2 separate regions of the Homo sapiens genome follow, and region 1 is linked to region 2. The links are chromatin contacts, found by Hi-C in ENCODE. All regions are on one chromosome and are shown on one strand. Each heading gives the region's core, a stretch centred on a gene start or an enhancer-like site at or near the end of the contact. The rest is flanking DNA. Distances are from core to core; before and after follow the strand shown. Region 1 overlaps FRY (FRY microtubule binding protein). Region 2 has its middle 100 kb from the start of FRY-AS1.

What was found. A loop is a pair of places that touch in the nucleus more often than their neighbours do. Pooled maps may share reads with other maps.
Region 1: a loop to region 2 is called in a map with no recorded cell type, with 2.0 times the contacts of the local background. The contact joins two enhancer-like sites. A Hi-C loop is called at or near these places in 2 of 37 single-sample maps with no recorded cell type and 2 of 50 pooled maps.

The regions. Positions count from the first base shown.
Region 1 is chr13:32,244,738-32,247,901 of GRCh38, forward strand. It overlaps FRY (FRY microtubule binding protein), which reads left to right. Exons shown (of 61, transcript NM_023037.3): 48 at 2,586-2,765. Among named protein-coding and RNA genes, the nearest start is that of ZAR1L, 69 kb to the right of the region's middle. Within about 2 kb of position 1,799, at least 4 of the 41 ENCODE cell types and tissues checked have a DNase peak (open chromatin) inside an H3K27ac peak, as active enhancers do.
Region 2 is chr13:31,929,133-31,932,427 of GRCh38, forward strand. It overlaps the pseudogene EEF1DP3. Among named protein-coding and RNA genes, the nearest start is that of FRY-AS1, 100 kb to the right of the region's middle. Within about 2 kb of position 1,984, at least 2 of the 41 ENCODE cell types and tissues checked have a DNase peak (open chromatin) inside an H3K27ac peak, as active enhancers do.

The sequences.
Region 1 (3,164 bases), core at 549-3,048, 320 kb after region 2:
AAAGGGATTCATTAGACTAGTCTCTCGGTTTCTGTGTATATTTTAATATTTCCATAATAAACAGTCTTTATGTATATTTTTAAAACCAAGAGACTGGCTCCAAGATTTCAGTTAGTAAAGGCTGGAGCTGGTATTTGGATCCAAAGCCAGTGTCTTTGTTTTATTGTACCAGGCAGCCTCCCTGGCAGGATACTTGGACATCTCCAAACAGCTACAGATTGATTTTTTTTTTCAAAACTGAGTCTCGCTCTGTCCAGGCTGGAGTGCAGTGGCACAATCTCGGCTCACTGCAACCTCCACCTCCCGGGTTCAAGCGATCCTTCTGCCTCAACCTCCCAAGTAGCTGGGACTACAGGCGTGTGCCACCACGCCCGGCTAATTTTTGTATTTTTAGTAGAGACAGGGTTTCACCATATTGGCCAGGCTGGTCTCGAACTCCTGACCTCGTGATCCACCGCCTCGGCCTCCCAAAGTGCTGGGATTACAGGCATGAGCCACCACGTCCAGCCCAGATTGATTCTTAAAGCCGTACTCTGAGAAGACCAGAAACACAATTTATTTTAATGAAAATAAAAATAAATATCAAGGCCAGGTGCAGTGGCTTATCCTGTAATCCCAGCACTTTGGGAGGCTGAGGCAAGAGGATCGCTTGAGGCCAGGAGTTCAAGACCAGCCTGGGCAACAAAGTGACACCCCATCTCTACAAAAATAAAAAAAATTTTAAAAATCAGCAAGGTGTGGTGGTGCACACCTATAGTCCCAGCTACTTAGGAGGCTGGGGAGAGAGTTTCCCTTGAGCCCAGGAGGTTGAGGTTACAGTGAACTGTGATCACACCACTGCACTCCAACCCGGCCAACAGTGATAAATAGGAAGATAGGAATATAGATAGATGGAAAGATAGCTCAAACACACCAGGACGAGTTTCTAGAGCCTGGAAGTTAATCTAAAACACATGACCACAGACTAAAGCAGGGAGGCTCCAGGCCATGGGAGTAGTGCAGGGCCACGATGGGGTTAAGTAGAGAGCGCCTAGCTCAAGAGCATAGACATCCTTTTCTCTATATTGTATTTGTCTATTTCTTCTCTGGAATGTACTTTGTAACTTGTAGGATTCAAGGGCAAATGCTAGGTTCTCTCTGGAAGCTCATTGATGAAGATATACCGTATAAATTTTAGACATTCCTTTCCATCTTTACTTCACCAAATTACTTACAGAAATTATTTGATGCTGAAAGTGACTTCCAAGCATTTTTCAAGTGGCGTTGCTGCATCATACTTACACCACATAGGGTAGGCAGTCAGTTAACAGTTTCTCACTTCACTCACAGGAGACAGGTGGTCAGTTGACACCTTTCTACGAATGTGTGCCCCATTTTGTTGTTTAATGAGGCTGTCCATTTTGTCTTAGGCCTGCGGGCGACGTCTGATACTTTTTATCTTAACTCAAATAGTAGCTTATTTCACATTTAAACCATGGCTTCCCTTGCGCAGAATTTAATAGATGTTTTATTTCATGTGCTTTGACTGCAAAGTCCAGGCAAAAAATAATAATAACAACTTTCATCAAATTTGTTTATCTGTGTTTCTAATATTTTTATGGGAGCGGCACACAGTCTGATTGGAGGTTGTCAGAGAAACGAAGATGGTAAAACTGAGTCTTAAATGAAGAGTAGGAATTTGACATGCCAATAAGGAGGGGAAATGTATTCAAGGATGAGGGCATAGCATGAGTAAAGGCACAGAGGCTGAGAGGGCTTGCCAAGTTTGGGGAACTCCAGCAGCAGCCTGGGGGAGATGACCCTTGCAGGCCATGCTCAAAGAGTGTGGACTCCACCCTGTCCACCAGAGGGAGTCTGTGAAGGAGTTTAGTCAGGGAAGTGGCTTGGTCTGAAGAGTTCTAGGAAGATCACTCTAGCTGGATCTGATGCACTTAAGGGCTGCAAGCCAAGACACCAGTAAGGGGCCATTGAGATAGTCCAGGCAAGGCCCAAGAGGGTGCCGCTGAGCCAGTGCCAGCAGGAATGCCGTGGAGGGAACAGATTACCAGGAGGGAGGGAAAGAAAGGGTTAAGAAGGGCTTCCAGATTCCTGAGTTAAGTAATGAGGAAGACAAGAAGTGAGAAGAAAAGAGGGCTGAAGACAGAGATCAAGGTACCCAGGAAGCAAATGGAGCAGGAGGAGCCAGAGAACTAGAAGGAGGACCAAGAAGACTGGAAACCGGAGGGTGGGGAGAACTTTAAGAAAGAGTGAACTGAACAGTCAGTGTCATAAAATGCATTGGGAGCTTTTTTTTTTCCCTCAAATTAAGGAGGTGCCTCATTACCATAATGGTACCTCATTAATAAGAATTTAATTTAGCTGAAATGGACAAAATTGGTCTTTTTTGTTTGTCTCCTAAACATAGCTCCTTTTATATATACATTGTCTTTTTATGTCATTTGCCTTTTACTTCTCATGGAACCTGCTGCGCTGTTTTAAGTCAGTGAATTCTGACTGGTCACTAGCTTCTCACTGGTCATTCTGACATACATTAGCTTTAAAAAAATTAAATTATTTTTAACCCTTGAATGTTTTATTTCCTGCAGAGTGTTCACTGGAGAGAAGCTCTGAATATCTTGAAGCTGGTAGTTTCTCGGTCAGCCAGCCTTGTTTTACCTTCATACCAGCACAGTGACCTCTCAAAAATAGAAATACATCGAGTGTGGACTAGTGCTTCCAAGGAATTACCTGGGAAAACCCTGGACTTCCACTTCGATATTTCGGAGGTACTTAGCTATGTTAACTATTTCTGTGAACTTTAGCATGAATTTGTAGTAGCAAAGATCAAAAGTAGTTGCCTGGAAAAAAGAAGACTTATTTGACAGTTATTTCAAATGAAGATTTCTAAGGGCTAAATTAGGTTTTGCTTTTTAAAGAACCCATTGAGTGTCATATTCACTGGGACTCTCAGTTGGCAGCTTTTAAAAATAGAAACTAGCCTCAGTTATGTAAAAAATGATTTTAAAAAGAGGTATTTAAAAATGGAACGATCATAAGCATTTTAAACCATGACCTTCACTCATTCTTTATCTGACAATGGTCATGTCTTTATATCCACAATGTTTCTCCCTGAATGACAGCCAGTTCAGCAGATGACCGAAATTTACAGGAATATAGACTCCACT
Region 2 (3,295 bases), core at 734-3,233:
TAAAAACAACTCTGAGGCATCTGACTAACCTATTGTGGGATTCCAGCAATAGGGACTCCCTGGGCTGTTTCTTCCTCACAGGGCTGACTCCCATGTAAAAATGCAGCTGCTTTTCAGTTCTTCCTTCTAGTCATACCATAAATTGATTTGTTACTGATTAGACAAAAATGATGCTAAAACACATCGGCACCCAGCAATTTATCTTACAAAGTCTGGGTATATTCATTTCTACTCTTTTCCTCCTGAAAACTGATGTACATTTTATAGCTTTATTTTAATTTTCTATAGCTTTTAAATTTTGTAGCGTTTTAGAAGCTATATAAGTAGTACATAATCTTAAGTAAATGTTCTTAATTTGGCTTCTAAAGTATTGCATTTTATCCTGCCTGCAGAATGGCACATAAATAACCCTTTGAACTTGAGAGCAGACAGTACAGTCAGCTGCATTTACGAAATTCAGTACAAACAAGGAATCACTTGTTGGCACAAATTATGTTCACTAATTTTTTACTTATATTCATTTCTCTATTTAAACTATTCATGAAACACATGGTAGAAATTTCATCTCTCTTCCTTTCCATCCCCCACCCATTTCTTAGTCAAGGTATTCTCTGTCTGTTCTTTATGGTAGCCAGACAATTAATTTGGCCAGATAGCATTATTGTCCTTTGTTCATTCAATTATAAATTCCTAGAGCTCAGAAACTCTGCCCAGTTTTTTATTCCTACCTCCCAACCTTGGAGTTATATTTCTGATACATGAAAGAGCCCAGTAGCAACTGCCCAGCCTTAGTGGATATCCTGCTTGTACTTCCATGTGCCCTGGTTGTGTGTTAGGGGCAAGCGCTCATAGAAGGGAAATGGGGTTCACAGGGAGGCACAATTCACTGTGGCACACAGTAGAGCCTTGGCTCCCACAATTCCACCTGCCTGCTTGCCCTCTTCCTCTTGCTGTAATTAAAGCCTGTCCCTTCCTCAATCCTGCCTTTTGCCTTGGAATGGGCCTGTTGTCATTGTCCAAATCTATTTTTATCATCTAGACTCTAGAAATGTCAGTTGAATGAAATGGTACTGGAATCTGCTTCCCTTTCTTCCCCTTTTTTGTATAATTAACAAGAAGAACAATTACTTCTTCATTATTTTGTTTTTGCACTCTCTCATTTTGAAAGATAACCAAAGCAGTTGTTGAGAGTCACAAGCCATTTGTGCATCATGAAAATCAGCCTTACAAGGTTAGGGTCAAGTATTCCAGCCTTATCTTTCCATATCAGCCTTTTACCTGAATATTTCATTTGGTCCTGAACTCTTACTATTTTTCTTTCTCTAAACTTCCTTTCTTCTGCTGATATCAACTAGTTAGGTATTTGTGTTTGGTTAAGTGCATGAAAATATAACTTCTAAAGTCCCAGATTGTTTTTAGAGCTTGCGAGGGGTCAGAAGACACAATTCTCCTTGTATCCAGCTTACTCTTAGCCCTGGGTGCCTTCTGCAAGAATGCACATGCACCTGGCAAGGCATAGGCAGCCCCAGCAACTCAGGAGGATGTGGCTCCAGTTCCACAGTCTAACAGACATTTACTGAGCATTTATTGTATGCCAGGCACTACATATACAAAGATGAAGAAGAAAAGAGTTACATCCCAGCAAGGGAGACTGACATGGAAGCAGATAATTAAAAAATAGTGGCAGATAGTTGTATAGAGTGAGGTAGGAGCACAGAATGGCAACGGACTCAGCTGCAGAGAGCCAAAATGGTTTCTTAATGGAGCTTGAGAAATTGGGAGGGGATTATGCAGTGCAGAAAGTGAGGGAAGGGAATTAAGGAGTGAGCAGAGTGTTAGCAAAGGATTCCAGGAGGAGGTGGCAACGTGAACTCAGGCACAGACTGAGAAACAACTGGGGGTGGGCAGTGTTTGGGTATTAACTGCATGCAATTGAGTTGCTGAACAGAGATGACTGTAAAAAGGTAAACTGGCAGTCACAGAGGAAATGCTTAGTCATACCAAGATATGGAAATAGAGCTAACATTGCATTTGTACCTGTAGCCCATAGGGAGCCTTAGAAACAATTTAAACTGGAGCATGAACTCACCACTTGCCTTTTAGATGGAGCCATTTGGCACCAAATTTAGGATATATTTGGGAGGGAGAGCACTAGAGGCAGAGAGGAAGCTGTTGCAGAATCCTGGCAAGGTTATTGGAGACCTGCATTAGGACAAGGGTGGTAGGAATAGAGGAAGTCCTGAATTCTAGGAGGTAAAATTGGCAGCACCTAGTTAGCAGTAATTGCGTATAGTGGTGATGAGAGGGAGAAATTTAGAAGGATTTCCCAAGTTAGAAACTTGTTTGGCCACGAAAATGCAGGACAGGGAGCAGTTTAGAGATCATGATGATTTCAATCCTGGTTATGTTGAGTTTTGGATGATCCTGAGTATCCAGATGGAAATGTCAGGGAGTTGGATGTAGGAGCCCAAATTTGAGGCAGTAAAGTAGATTTGAGAATTATATATATATTTGAGGAACTCACAGCCAGTACTTGTGAATGGAGACCCAGAGGTTGATTAAATTTATCCATCAATTAACAATACCTGTTTAAAAATCCAAAGCTGCTTAGACATGGATATAGATATAGATATACACACACGTGTATGTATGTGTGTTTATGTGTGTGTGTGTGTGTACTGTTCCCTCCTCCACTAGGGATCAGTATAATAAGTATTTTGTGAAACATTGCATCAGAAGGGGCGTTTGCAAGGAATGTAGACAAAACATAAACCAAAAATCACACACCTCCTCCGAAAAACGAGTGGTTCATGTAGAAAATTACAGCTTTGGATTCATGTCAAGGAAGAGTGTTTGACAGCTACAGGATATGAAAAAAAAAAGATTCAGATGACTGACTTGTTTGGTCTGAGGAAAGAAAGAATGTTCACAAGAAGTCAGCGCCCCTTGTATCTTCTGGTATCTAATGAAGTCACTTTAATATACCCCTGCCCCACAACTCTAACAGCGTTGTTAGTGTGTTTGCCCAGCTGTTTTCTTCCCCCTAGGAAGTACGAAACTGTACAGTATATTGCTTCTTTTTAGAGCTGGGCATTCACTAAAGTCTTTTTGATATTTTAAAGTAGAAGTTAAATTGTAGAGATTTTCCAATTTATGTATTTATTTTGAGACAGGGTCTCACTCTGTTGCCCAGGCTGGAGTACAGTGGCGCGATCATAGCTCACTGAAGCCTCGACCAGTGGTGCTCAACGGATCCTCCTACCTCAGCCTCCTGGGCAGCTGGAACCACAGGCAT